4 separate regions of the Homo sapiens genome follow, and regions 1, 2 and 4 are each linked to region 3. The links are chromatin contacts, found by Hi-C or POLR2A ChIA-PET in ENCODE. All regions are on one chromosome and are shown on one strand. Each heading gives the region's core, a stretch centred on a gene start or an enhancer-like site at or near the end of the contact. The rest is flanking DNA. Distances are from core to core; before and after follow the strand shown.

The links. Hi-C counts contacts between places; a loop is a spot of excess contacts on that map. ChIA-PET counts read pairs that join two places held with the same protein, here RNA polymerase II (POLR2A). Pooled maps may share reads with other maps.
Region 1: a loop to region 3 is called in a map of naive thymus-derived CD4-positive, alpha-beta T cell, with 4 times the contacts of the local background. The contact joins the promoter of TMSB15B-AS1 here to the promoter of TCEAL1 in region 3. A Hi-C loop is called at or near these places in 1 of 168 maps with a recorded cell type or tissue (naive thymus-derived CD4-positive, alpha-beta T cell), 3 of 37 single-sample maps with no recorded cell type and 8 of 50 pooled maps. POLR2A ChIA-PET finds 5 or more read pairs at or near these places in 1 of 52 experiments (OCI-LY7).
Region 2: a loop to region 3 is called in a pooled map, with 6 times the contacts of the local background. The contact joins the promoter of BEX2 here to the promoter of TCEAL1 in region 3. A Hi-C loop is called at or near these places in 5 of 50 pooled maps.
Region 4: a loop to region 3 is called in a pooled map, with 8 times the contacts of the local background. The contact joins the promoter of TCEAL8 here to the promoter of TCEAL1 in region 3. A Hi-C loop is called at or near these places in 12 of 50 pooled maps.

Annotation. Positions count from the first base shown.
Region 1 is chrX:103,917,736-103,920,837 of GRCh38, forward strand. It overlaps TMSB15B-AS1 (TMSB15B antisense RNA 1), which reads right to left and starts at 1,813. Exons shown (of 5, transcript NR_146557.1): 1 at 1,690-1,813; 2 at 1,097-1,345; 3 at 674-725; 4 at 352-490. It also overlaps a transcript of TMSB15B not described here. RefSeq lists an enhancer at 1,739-1,828.
Region 2 is chrX:103,309,723-103,312,857 of GRCh38, forward strand. It overlaps BEX2 (brain expressed X-linked 2), which reads right to left and starts at 1,268. Exons shown (of 3, transcript NM_032621.4): 1 at 1,138-1,268; 2 at 636-711; 3 at 1-259. The coding sequence starts at 254. RefSeq lists a silencer at 1,004-1,093.
Region 3 is chrX:103,627,034-103,630,264 of GRCh38, forward strand. It overlaps TCEAL1 (transcription elongation factor A like 1), which reads left to right and starts at 1,942. Exons shown (of 3, transcript NM_004780.3): 1 at 1,942-1,992; 2 at 2,461-2,540; 3 at 2,852-3,231. The coding sequence starts at 2,884. RefSeq lists enhancers at 1,567-1,636, 2,508-2,802, 2,707-2,756, 2,827-2,896.
Region 4 is chrX:103,253,222-103,256,452 of GRCh38, forward strand. TCEAL8 (transcription elongation factor A like 8) reads right to left here and starts at 1,934. Exons shown (of 3, transcript NM_153333.3): 1 at 1,857-1,934; 2 at 1,384-1,456; 3 at 1-796. The coding sequence starts at 758. The coding sequence ends at 405. RefSeq lists an enhancer at 1,871-1,920.

The DNA of each region.
Region 1 (3,102 bases), core at 563-3,062, 290 kb after region 3:
AGGAACATTGTTAGAGATATAATGTTGATCTGACTAATCCTTATAAAGGGAAACCTAGGAATATAAGAGACAGAAATGACCATGTAGTAAAGGGATTAAATGGAAAATTATTAAATGAAAATTATTACTGTCCTTGAAGCAAGTTGCGCTATAGATATATTAGAGTTGACAATGTTTAGTTCTCGGAAAAAGAATGCATGAAAAATCTTCAGGACGCCACAGGCCACCTGCCCCTCCCCTTTACTACCTCCCCCCGCAAGAGGTAATAAGAACCCATTAATCTCATGACCTCAGGTCTCAATCACACACCCCTTTGTCAAAGTTTACCCCCGTTATTTCTCAGATTCTTACATGAGCTCGGAAACTAGCGTTCCCCTGTATTTTACTTGCAGCCTCTCAACAGGTGCCTGCCTTGAGAAAATTAGCCTCTGGGGTAGAGTCGACTTTTGTCCACTGGGGGTCGCAGATCCCAGTCCTCAGGGCCTCAAGACTGTGCCGCGAAGGAAGGAAAGGAAGGGTTGGGAGCAGCCTCTTCTGAAAACCTGATACCTCCCCTCCACCGCCTCCTCTGTCGCCAGGCGGAAAATTCCCTCTCCCATCTTCTGAACACAAGCCAAAGTGCCTCCTGCACTCCCGCCCCCCGTACATTTCCTGCGGGAAACCGTCGGCCTACCAGCTCTGCAATCAGCCGCACAGAATTCAAATTCGGATTCGGCTTTGATGACCTGCCGGAGAGAAAGGGACTAGAAGTTGGATGACCTCCCACCCCCATATTCCTTCCCAGGAAGAGATGAGGAGATGCAAAAGGGGTTCAAGACAGCTTGCGATCGTCTTCTCCCGCCCCTTGCCACCTCCCCGAACACCCGCCCCCGACGCCCGACAACACCCCCGCCCACTTCAATCCAGGCAAATCATAAATCCTACCCAGTCGGCAGCATCCAGATGAGCCACAACTCCTTTCTCAGCGCAACCAGGCCATGGGAGTGCTCCATCCCCTGCCTCGCAGTTACTGATTCTCCAAGCCGGGCGCCGCCCAGTCCTGGTGGGGCTTCCCCCACCCCTCTCCGCGCCGGGAAATCGCGCGCTCTTTCTTTACCTGCGCTCCACTGGTGGGCAGCGTATGCTCCCGCGTCGACAGCTCTGTTTCGCCTTCCGGTCCCCATAGCTCTGCAGGGGAACAGGATCGCTGGCGCCTCCTGGGCCGCTAAGCGACCCCGGGGCTGCCCGGCTTAGCGAGTGCTTCGCAGAGAGGTAGCCGAGTCGAGGCAGCGCGGTTCCCAAGGAAGTCACGGCTGCGGCCACCCTCCAGTTCGGACCTCCGGGCAGCCGCGGTTGCTTTCAGTCTCTGCCCATTGAGACAAAAGAGCGTGACAAGCCGCGCGACGCGGCCAATCAGCGGGGCGAGGAGGCGGCCTACCCAAGCAGCCTCTGGCCCTGAAGCTACTGCTAGCAAGACTCGGGAGCTGGCTGGCGGGGGCTGAGGCCGACAGGCACGGGAGCCGGCGCGGCGTCAAGTGGAGCTCGGACGCACGGACCAGGCCCATTTCCCTTTCATCTGTGAGTTTGCTGCTACCCCGTCGCTTCCCTTCTCCCCATCCCCTTCCGCCTCGGCTCTGCTCCGGGCTTTGAGACCGGATGCCTGAAACACGAGGTGGGACAGAAACCAAGTGAACAATGAGAGTTCCTTACCTTTGTATAGGGGGAAGGGGGGAAACAGCATTTACTGAGTGCTTTCTGTGTGCGGATGCGCCTGTCTCCTTTCTTCTCAGCAGCCCTGTGAAGGAGGTAGCAGTGTGCCCACTTAACAGGAAAGGACTGAAACACCCAGGCGGTACAGTTAGGAAGTGCAGAGCTAAGAGCTCACTCCCAAGTCAACATATCTGACTTCAAAGGCTACCCCTTGCCAACACTCCTCTATTCTGTTAGATTAAGGGATAGCGGAGAAAAACCAAAGCCAGGATGGGAGGACCAACTTGGGACTGCATAGAATTAGTGAGCAAGAACTGTTATCTCCATTTCACAGATGAAGAAACTGAGCCAAAGACAGAGAGGTTAAGCGTCTTGCACTGTATCCCGCAGCAAAGAAGTTACAGCATCCAACTTAGCACCTGTATGTTGCTCTCTAGATGCTAATTGTTTGCCCTGCAGCATTGTCTGAAGAGCACTTTTGCACAGGTAGTCTCAAACCATCTCAACAGCAGTCTCAATGTGATGATAGTGCTGAGGGAGGGGGTGAGGAGGTAGTAGGGAGAGGGCTGAGGGAAGATGAAGGCAACCTTTATGGTGCCCATTGTACAGAAGAGGAAACTCTTCTTGGCACTCTTCTTTCCTTCGTTTTTTTAAAAATACTTTTTTTTATACTACAAAAAGCTGCCCTTTTTATAAAAGCAACATAATTTCGACAGCCCTTTGTGACGCCAAGGGAGGCAAGGCTCAGAGAGGTAAAATGATTTGTCTGAAATTACAAGGTGAAGCCAAAATTTGGACCGAATCTCTGAATCCAGAACTCATACTATTAACTAAAGTGAGTAAAAAGTGGGCTGCCTCAGAATCATTTTGGAGAGCTTGTTATAAATGCAGATTCCTGGGCCTTACCCCTGGGGGATTTTGATGTACTAGGACTACAGGTAAAGAGTGTGATTTGTAGTTTTAAACAGCCCCATAGTTGATTCTGAGGTGTAGAGAGATTCGTGAACCACTGTTCTAAACACCACCACGTGATGCTGAAGGTTATAAGTAAATGGGCCTGTCATCAGTGTATTTGTCCATGGCATATCTGTTATGAAATGTAACTCCAGAGCACAGGTTCCTACCCGCGGTCCTTCCTGGAACTGTATGCAAAGAATCTGGACTCCGTACATTCTTCTGAGTCCACAGCTTTGCAGATTTTCAAATGGGTCTGTCATAATGTCTTCCTTCTTCAAGCCATGCTTGATGAAGAAGTGTGAGAAATCAAACCCCATTTAACCTAACCCCCAAACCACAGCTCTCTGTTGCTGATATGGCTCTTTCATTTCCTGGCTCAAGGACAGGTTGCTAGGTTGCCCTTCTGTGAGCTCTTCAGGGGACTTCTCCTTTGCTGGATTTGGCATCACTGGCCCC
Region 2 (3,135 bases), core at 18-2,517, 320 kb before region 3:
ATATTCTCCTCTCTCATCCTTGCCTGTGGCTCTCCAAGCCTATGCATTATGTCCCATCTATACTGCAGGATGGGCTGCCTAACGCGGAACCGCCTACGGTTTCCTCTAGGCACACAGTATTCACTAACATTCAAAGGTAGGGCCAAGGGCTCCCCTTTATTAGCAACTTGCTCCTTTTCATCTTTTTCATCATTTTCCTGGTTGACATTTTCCACGATGAGATTGTTTAACGCTCGTTCCTCTTTGGACTCCATTACTCCTAGGAGACAGAGAGAAAATGGACTCAATTCTTGGTGAACTGATCAGCACCGAGGACAGAGGCCCGACTACCCACCTTTCAAAATTCAGAGCCCTGGATTTCAAAGGCCTTTTTTAAATTTCATTTTTTTTCCACCAGAGAGGCCCCATGTACCCTCGGGGGGGCGAGGGGAGCCAGTCTGTGCCCTTCTCTCCCGCAAAGCCCACCATCTTCTCTGCAGATCCATCTCCAGGCCTCTGCAGGCACCAAAATGGAGGACGAAGAAGGGGTGGGGGTGGGGGATTGCTAAGTGTGGGGGTGAAGGCACGGATTGGGGTCTCAGACTGGGCTTTCCTCATGTTCTGACCCCCTCCCCACCACCGTCCCTCGCACTGACCTGGGCCTATCCTTGCAGTCTCCTCCTCCCGATTCTCGACGTGAGGTGCGTCGCCGCAACACTTGGCCCCGCAAACCTGCAGACGGCCGGGGTGGGAAGAGTGGGGGCTGCTGCAGCGGAACGCTAGAGAGGACCCGCCGCCACCCGGCCCCTTCCCCACGCCGGGCCCGGGCCCTCCTAGCCGCTCTCGCCCCCCGCCTCAGCCGCCCAGCCCCCCAAGCTGACCACCATTTTCTGCATCAAGAAGGGCGGAGCAGGGGTGTTGGAAAAGCTTGCGCTGGTGACGGAGGCAGGTGCTTCCGAAAGGTCGTAGCCTCAGGATCGCCGGCTCCCGCGGGGCCGGGCACCCCTCCGCTCACACAAGGCTCGCGGTCCCGCGGCGGGGCCCCGGGGCTGCATCGTGGACCGGCTGCGTCTCCGCGCTGCTGCCCGGGGATGGGGCATCCGCAGGCCGGGGCTGCTCCCCCACACCAACCCCAGGGACCCCCTCCGGGTCCCTTACCTGCTCCCCCTCCGCTTCCTACTTTCGGGGCCGTACCTGGCCCGCACGTCCTCAGGGACACCGGGAACAGGTACCACTGCCGAGAAGGGAGCGAGCGACGGCGGTTCTGACGCCACAACGAGGTAAGACTCAGTGTTGGCCGATCACGTGTGGCTGTTGTCATCGCCAGAGGCTCCGCCCCCGTCCCACGCCCCCTCCTGCAGCCCGGAGTCAGGTGGTGCTTTCGGGCCCGCCCCCATCCTCACCGGGAGTCCCTTTTAACATCCCCAGCCTGGGCTCTGCCACTCTTCCTTCTCTGTATATTCTTGAGACTTCCCCTGCTTGCCCAGGAAGGACGGAAGGTATCTTCTCAGGGAGCTGTTGGCCATTCCCACTTCTCTGGGGACTTGCCTCTCTCTGCCCTTGGCTCCCAGGATTCACCTCCTTCTGCCTGTCTACCTCCTTCTGTCCTCCTACCAATATTCTCCGTTTTCTCTCCACTAAAATGAGTGGAAGAGGTGTATCAGGAAAGGAGCACAAGAGAGTAGGCTTTTCTCATTCTTAATACCTTTTCTGTATTATTTCTTTTGTAAAACACAAAAAATTAATATACTTCTTTAAAAAGGAAAAAAAGTTATTTTTACTTGAAAGACGGGATTAAAGTTGGGCAAAATGTCCCAACCACCTGTCCTGTTAAGTCATTATATAAATATAGACTCTACACGCAGCTGCTTTTTTAGAACTTGGAAAAGGACAGGGCAGCTGATGGCTCCCCTTTTGAGGGGCCCCTGGACACATGAGGCCCTTCTATGAAATGAGCTAGTGAGTTGTAGTGCTACAGAACCTTGTTGGGTTTTCATAACTAAAAGGAAAAAAAAGGCCTTTTTCACAAATTTCTGGTTCAAACGATAAGTATGTCTTTATTTAAAGATCAAGTAATCATGTATTTAGGAAATCCAGAGACATCTACGGTAAACCTACTATAGGAGTAAGAATTGATTTTAAGAAGGTTGCAGCTACAAGATAAATATTACAAACGTACTCATAAATTTATTTGAAAATGCAAAGGACCTAGAATAGACAAATAATTTTTTTAAAATATCCTACAAATCTTGAGAGTTACATTATATTATTTCAAGACTTAAGGTGTAATAATAAAGTTAGTGTAGTAGTAAACATAGACCTGTAGATCAATAGAACAGAATAGACTCCAGAAATAGACCCATACGTATGTTGTTAATTAGTTTTTGACAAAGATATCAAAGTAATTCTATATGGAAAGTATAGTCTTTTAAACTAATGGTGCTGAAATAACAGAATTCTTAAAGGAAAAAAAGGAGCCTTGCCTTTTATTTATACTATACACAAATTAATTCAAAATGGATCCTAGGCCTAAATGTAAAAGCTCAAATTAGAAAACTTCTAGAATAAAACATACAGAAAAACTTTACAATCTTTGAGAAAACAATTCCTTAGGACACAAAAAGAACAGATCACAAAAGAAAAAAATAAGAAATTGGATTTATCCAAATTAAAAACTTCTACCATTTAAAACACATGGTTAAGAAAATGAAGTGAGAAGCTGGGAGTAAATATTCACAGTATTTGTATCTGACAATGGTTTTGAATTCAGAGCATATATAAAGAACTTCGAAAACATAAAATAAGAAGGCAAATAATGCAGTAAAAATGATCAAAAGATCTGAATAAACATTTCACAAAACTACACACACAAATTACCAATGAGCTCATGAAAAGATGTTCAACCTCATTAACTATCAGGGAAATGTAAAATAAAGCCAGGATGAAAAATCACTGCACACCCATTATAATTGCTGAACTTAAAGTCTGACAGTCCCAAGCACTTTTGAAAATACTAAACAGCAGAAACTCTCACTGATTGTTGGTGAGAAGTTCAACCACTCTGAGACTTGGTGGCAGTTTCTTGAAAAGTTAGACTTACCATATGTCCTAGAAATTCCACTTTTCGGAATTTTCCCAACAGAATTTAAAACATAT
Region 3 (3,231 bases), core at 692-3,191:
GTTGTAGATGAGGAAGCTGAGTCACAGAAGATTGAGTAGATTGCCTAGTGTGTCTCACAGAATGGAAGGGGAAAGAACCAGAATAGAAGCTGTGGCAATTTTAAGCTGTCAAGGATGAAAGGTACTTTTATTATTTTATACCTGTTCTGTACCACTCCACAGGGCAGAGCCAGGACCAATGTGTGTAAACTACTGGGAGGCAGATTTTAACTCAACAGAAGCAAAAATCAATTAATTAATTAATTTTAAAACTCTGAATGATTAGAACTTTCTGAGATTTCAGTGAGATATCTTATAAGGCAGTGAGTTCTCCATCACAGGATTTAAGAAGAATAAGGATAGAAATGAATGAAATGGGACTTCTCTAGGAAAGAAACTATACAAATGAGAAACCAACCCTTGATGAAAAAATAAGAAGGCATAGTGAAACTTGGTTTTAAAGACACATCTCACAGAGAAATTGGAAAGTAAAACAGTTATAAAAAAGATATGAAGGTAAACTAATATTTGTCTAAATGCTATCTCAACACAAAGTTAATCAGATATCAGAGAAAAGCAACAAACAGTTCTTAAAAGGGGAAATTTCACATGAATTTCTGTTCAGAAACTTACTAAACAGCCTGGCTTTAAAACAAAATCCCAGGATCCTCACAGATCAGATGGTCATCTACCCTGAAAGTGTAAAACACAGAGGGAAGGGAAGTAGTATGCTCTGTAGGGGAAAGAGCATCTGCATAAGAAAGTAGCATCCAGGCTGATGTGAGTAGATGAGAGGCAGGCATAAGGTTAAAGATCATAAAATACTGTTAGATAAAAAAAAATACATATTGCAATGACAATTGAAAATGCTAGCATAATTGTAGTCCTGCTATTCAGTATGTGGTCAACAGAATTATTGCATAGTTTAATATGGAATGCCCTCCCTGCTGCATCTATCTTTTGGGGTCCAGCAGTCCCAGAACTCAAATATTTGTTGATTTAGTGAATTAATATAAACTTCCTCAACCAGAAGCACCAAGAGGTGGCTGGTTAAGGATTGAGAGTCCCAGTAAAATCTATTTATTCTATTATGAATAACTACTGAATAATTTATATATATGTACACATGTATATAAATATATTTTATAATCTATTCAGTGTGTATACATGCATATATATGCGTGTATATATATACACGCATATATATGTGTGTATATATATACACACATAGAGAGAATAATGCCAAGCTCTCCACCAAGGACTATCCCATTTCAGATAATAAGTGTTCTGGACTGTTTGTACTTAGATGGACAAATACGTATTTGATTTATGAAAATCAAAGTATTCATTCTTTTTAGATCTACAAACTTTACAAACTCAACTCTTTCTACAGGTCTCGAACTGAATGATTACCAATTTAGATCTGGGGGCTCAAAAAAACAAAATGTGATGTCAAGAAAAAGTGAAAGATTGTCTCCCATGAAAGTGACAAGAGATGAAACATGCTGAATGAGCCTAAATGGACATGATGGAGATACGGATGTGGATTAAAACTGAGAGTGTTGGGATATAAGGATATAATACTGATTTATGAAGGTGAACAGTCAAACGTCAGTGCAGGATCTGAACTGCAGGGGAAATAAGGGGCCTTGGTGGCTAAGGAAGGGAGGAGGGGAGAAAGAGGTGGTACTAGGGGAAGTAGCACAGAGGAAGAGGCAATACTACCCGAGACTAGATGCGGACCGTCTCTGGCAACCAGGAAAAGGCAAATACAAAGAGAGGTGAGTGACAATGCCTGGTGTGTCTCGGGTCAGAGAACACTAGCAGGCACTAGCAGGTGGCTGCGGCAGGGCCGCAGATCAAAGTGGTAACTGGGGATCTGAGTTCGGCAGTGACGCGCGTCCCTCACGTGACCAGGAGCCTCTATGTGCCCAAGTCCCTCTCGTCCCGGTCTTTTTTTTGCCTGTCCACCATCTCCCTATTACCCTTTGGTCGAGAGGGAAAGCAGAAGAAGTAAGTTCCCTCTACCCTCTTAAATCGGTGTGAGTGTCGGCGCTGCCTAGTAACCCGGGGAATGGGGTTGACAGAATCGGGATGGCGGAGTCCAGGCCTTTCCCTAAGCTCCAGCCCCGCCCCCCGCGCCCACATTTCTGTGCAAAATATGGTGGTCTTTGGGGCGGGGTGGGGAGGCGAGTACCTCCCCCGTCCCCCGGGAGGGGGGTACAGACATTTGGAAATAGTTTCTAAAAATGCTTCGCTTCCACTTCTCATCTGAAAAGAAATGGCAAGCTTTGCGGGGTGGGGAGGTGGGAGCACGGAGGACGAAGCTTGACGCAGGGGCTGAGACGAAAAGAGAACCCGAGAGCTAGGGGAGCGTGCAGGCAGTGGCTGGTGCCCAGAAAGTGGGGGGTGGGGGGTGTCAGTCAGTCCGTCCCTCCTCCCCACTCCCCGCCCCCTACCCTGTCTTGCGTCTGTGTGCAGGTCTGCTGGTCACAGCGGGGCACCTCGAGGAGAGGACGACTAGGAGCACACGGCCCGGAAAGGTCCAGGTCAGGGAAGGGGTACGCAGTGGGCCGGGACTGGGGCGCGAGGGTGGACGCCGAAAGGCATGGAGTCTGCAGGCCGCACTGTCCCGCCCCTGTCACTGCGGGCGAGGCCTGTAGCAAAGCCTGCTGGGAAAATGGTGGGCTTTCGGGAAGGAGGGGGCGACCGGGAAGCGGCGGAGTCGGGAGAGCCGGAGAGCCTCTGGGAAAGCGCAAGGTTGAGGACCTGGCCCCCGAATCAGGAAAAGGCAGGTATTGGAACCCACGGCCTGGGTGTTAGTCCAGCCGCTTAGTATTCTGACTCTATTCTGCCTTTCTTGTCTCCTAAGAATAACTGTGCTTGAAGAAGAAAATTCCCAACATGGACAAACCACGCAAAGAAAATGAAGAAGAGCCGCAGAGCGCGCCCAAGACCGATGAGGAGAGGCCTCCGGTGGAGCACTCTCCCGAAAAGCAGTCCCCCGAGGAGCAGTCTTCGGAGGAGCAGTCCTCGGAGGAGGAGTTCTTTCCTGAGGAGCTCTTGCCTGAGCTCCTGCCTGAGATGCTCCTCTCGGAGGAGCGCCCTCCGCAGGAGGGTCTTTCCAGGAAGGACCTGTTTGAGGGGCGCCCTCCCATGGAGCAGCCTCCTTGTGGAGTAGGAAAACATAAGCTTGAAGAAGGAAGCTTTAAAGAAAGGTTGGCTCGTTCTCGCCCGCAATTTAGAGGGGAC
Region 4 (3,231 bases), core at 684-3,183, 370 kb before region 3:
AGAAAACAAATAAAATTTCACACCACACAGAAATAAGCTTGGTTAAGTTTGTGATATATGTTATATGGATGTATGTATACACACACGCACACACACAAAGTTTGGAATTTTATCCTACATATGTGAGCTGATATTAAATATGCTGCTTTGCCATAACCTGTTATGTTTTACTTTACAACATGGAATGAACATATTCCCATGCAAATGTGTGAAAGTTTCCAATTGAAAAATAGACCTGGAAAATGGGTCAAAATCCAAAATCCAATGAGATGCTGGTACCAAGGAAATTACCTAAAACAAAATTTCATCAGATGATTAAAAGTAAAATGGAGGTCAAAGATACATCAGAAAATGCTAACAGAAAGAAAGCTGGGGCCAGATTTTAATATTAGGCAAAAATGAATTCAAGGCCTAAAGCACACAGGATAAGGACGGCTGCGTGAATGTCTTTGCTTCCAATGCATCATCACAAACTTGTTTCTTACTCTTCTTATCTCTTCCCTAAGCCTTTCAAGCTCATCTACTCCTCTTATCATTTCTTCAGGGTCCAAATGCCTAACGGGTGTGTCCTCTTTAAATCCCTGGCCAGGCTGATTCGGCCCTCCTCTGGGGTTTCCTTCTGCTTCCTGGCTTACGCCTTCTTCGGAAGGTTGAGGATTTCCTTCTGCCTCCTGTGGTACATCCTCCAAAGGGCGATCTTCCTCGGCCTTTGGCATGTTCTGTGGTTTTCCCTCATTTTCTTCACAAGACTTTTGCATATTGAGTATTTTTTATTTCCTTTTTGAATAAATTAATCCTAGAAAACAAGGAAACAAAACTACTAGATTCCAGGCAAACAGACCAGCAGTCAGAGTATGGGGTCCCATAGCGACTGGCCTTTTTTGACTCAGTACCCTAATTGTCAAAAGTTTTCCAACTAGAGAAAGCTGGATCCTCAGGCTCAGAACTCCCCTGACTCCACCTCCCTTCGCGCCCCCTTTCGTTCCAGCTCCATCTTTCTCCTCCTGCTCCTGCCCACCATCTTCCCAGCAGGCCCTGCTACAAGCCTCTCCTAATACTGAAATGGGAGCAGTACGGAAGCAATTAACCCTTCTCCCGCCTCTGGTCTCCAACACTCCCGCCCTTCAGACTTTCCCAGGCCCTCTCAACCTCCAGCCTCTCACCTGAGACGGCTGGTCCAGTCTCTGGCCTCCCCTCCCCCTTCAGCGTCTCTTAAGCCTCCTCCTCCCCCGCCTCATTTCCGCTGCAGGCTCGGCACCGGCCTCTGGCACTTAATCCGGATGGGGAGGGGCTGCTGCGACCCCAGGATGTGCTTTGGTGTCACTCACACTTCCACCCCCACCCGAAGAGACCTGAAGCAATTGCACCTTTACAAAAACTGACCTGCAGGGATTCAGGGGATTTTCCTCTCTCTTCCCTCACCTCGATTTGTGTCGCGCCCAAAAAACCAAATATCCTGCAGACAGATGGGAGTGTTTGGTGAGCAGACTAGTACCTGGATCACGGGTCCCTTTCATGATTCTAGGCCATGTTGGTGTAAAGTTTCCCATGTCCTCATCCTCGCCCTCCTTTTATGGCAACCCCGCCCTCCTCCGTGCCCACCGTTTTTCTGCAAGCAGGGAGTAGGAAAAGCAAGTTTCTTCCAAACAGTTTCTATGTCTCTCTCTCAGGACCCTTAATTAGCTACCCTTCTCTCTCTCCACCCGCCATCCCCCACCAAACAGCCCCAAATTTCCTGCACAAAATGGGAGTTTGGCGGAACAGAAGTGGGGAAAGCAGTGCCGGCCCCGCTTGCTTTCTGCTCTCGGCCTCCTCGACCCCAGGGTCTCCAAGTCAGCGCCCACGTTTATACTAACCTGAAAGGATCTTGGGCACTTTTCTCCTTCTCCAGCAATAAGGAGCTGCTACAGGGAAACAGGCCCTGGACTATAAGGACTTCTGCACACGTCGACTCCTGGTCACGTGAGAGTCGCGTCATCACTGAGCTCGAGTCCCCAGTTACCCCTCCCATTAACACTGCAGCCCGCCCGCTGCGTTCCCTCCACTTGATACTGTCAATCTTTTTTCGTATTTGCCAATCGGAGACAATAAACTGTTATCTTCGCCCTGGAGTATTTATTCGCCTTTCTCAGATTACCAGGAGGATCAGCCTTTTAGGGGTAATCGACCATTTCTCCTTCTTTGAGGAATCATCTCTTTCTTCTGCTCCCAATACTCCCACCTCCCCTCCTCCAAGACCCCTACAGTCCACCATTTCCCCTGGAATCCTATCCAGCATTGAAATGGGCAAAGGTGGTAGATCGGGAAGAGGGGGCTGGAAAAGAATCTAAGGTTGAAAGTGGAGGATTTGACTAATCCTCTTGAATAGTTTTCTGTTGTGTTCTATGTTTTCAGCAATCAGCATACTTTTAAAAATGGTATCAGAAAACGGATGCCTCATAAGCAATATGTAACACTTAATATGAAGGACAAATTAGTTATATCAATGTGTAAGACTTTGGAAAAGTTTTCTAATGGCTGGAAATGAAATGACAATATTCACAACATATTGATGTGTTAGAATTTTTTAAAATCTTACCAAACAGCACTTAAAAAATTGACTCCCAAATTAATGTGTGGAAGGAGGCCTAGTTTTCTCTTGTTAGCAATTTTGTATAGGTAATCTACTACTCTTTCTATTTCTGGCAGAACTCAAGTTATCAAGTGTTGGATGTCTGATCTTTTTCATTGATGACCACTGGTGGCATCCACTAAGGTTTCACTTGGAGGCTTCAGACAGACTTCCTCCCCATTTCCTCTATAGGATTCAGTATCTTGTTAATCAGATAAGTCCACAGAAAAGCCTGCTTTCCACTGAGTAAAATTCTTTTGGAACTCAAAGTAGTATGTTTCTTGGAAAACATTTCGTTGTTGGGAAATAACTCATACACTCATGAAACACTCAGAAAAGAGAATTCTCTGTATCTCACCATCAGGCTTGAGGCTTCTTTGCATGGCATTTTCATTCATGGCACTCTTGAGATAGTCTGGTATCATCCACTGTGTCCCATTAAAAGAACTATTGACATGCATAATTGTTATGATTAGAAAGCAAAGAGAACAACATTGCTGTAAAAAATAATATTAAACAGGAAACTGATATCCCTGCAACTCAGAATCCACTGGTACTTGGAAGGATGGTGGTGCCTGGAGTGGCATTCTGGCCAATGGAGCCAGCTGGAGAGTCAGAAG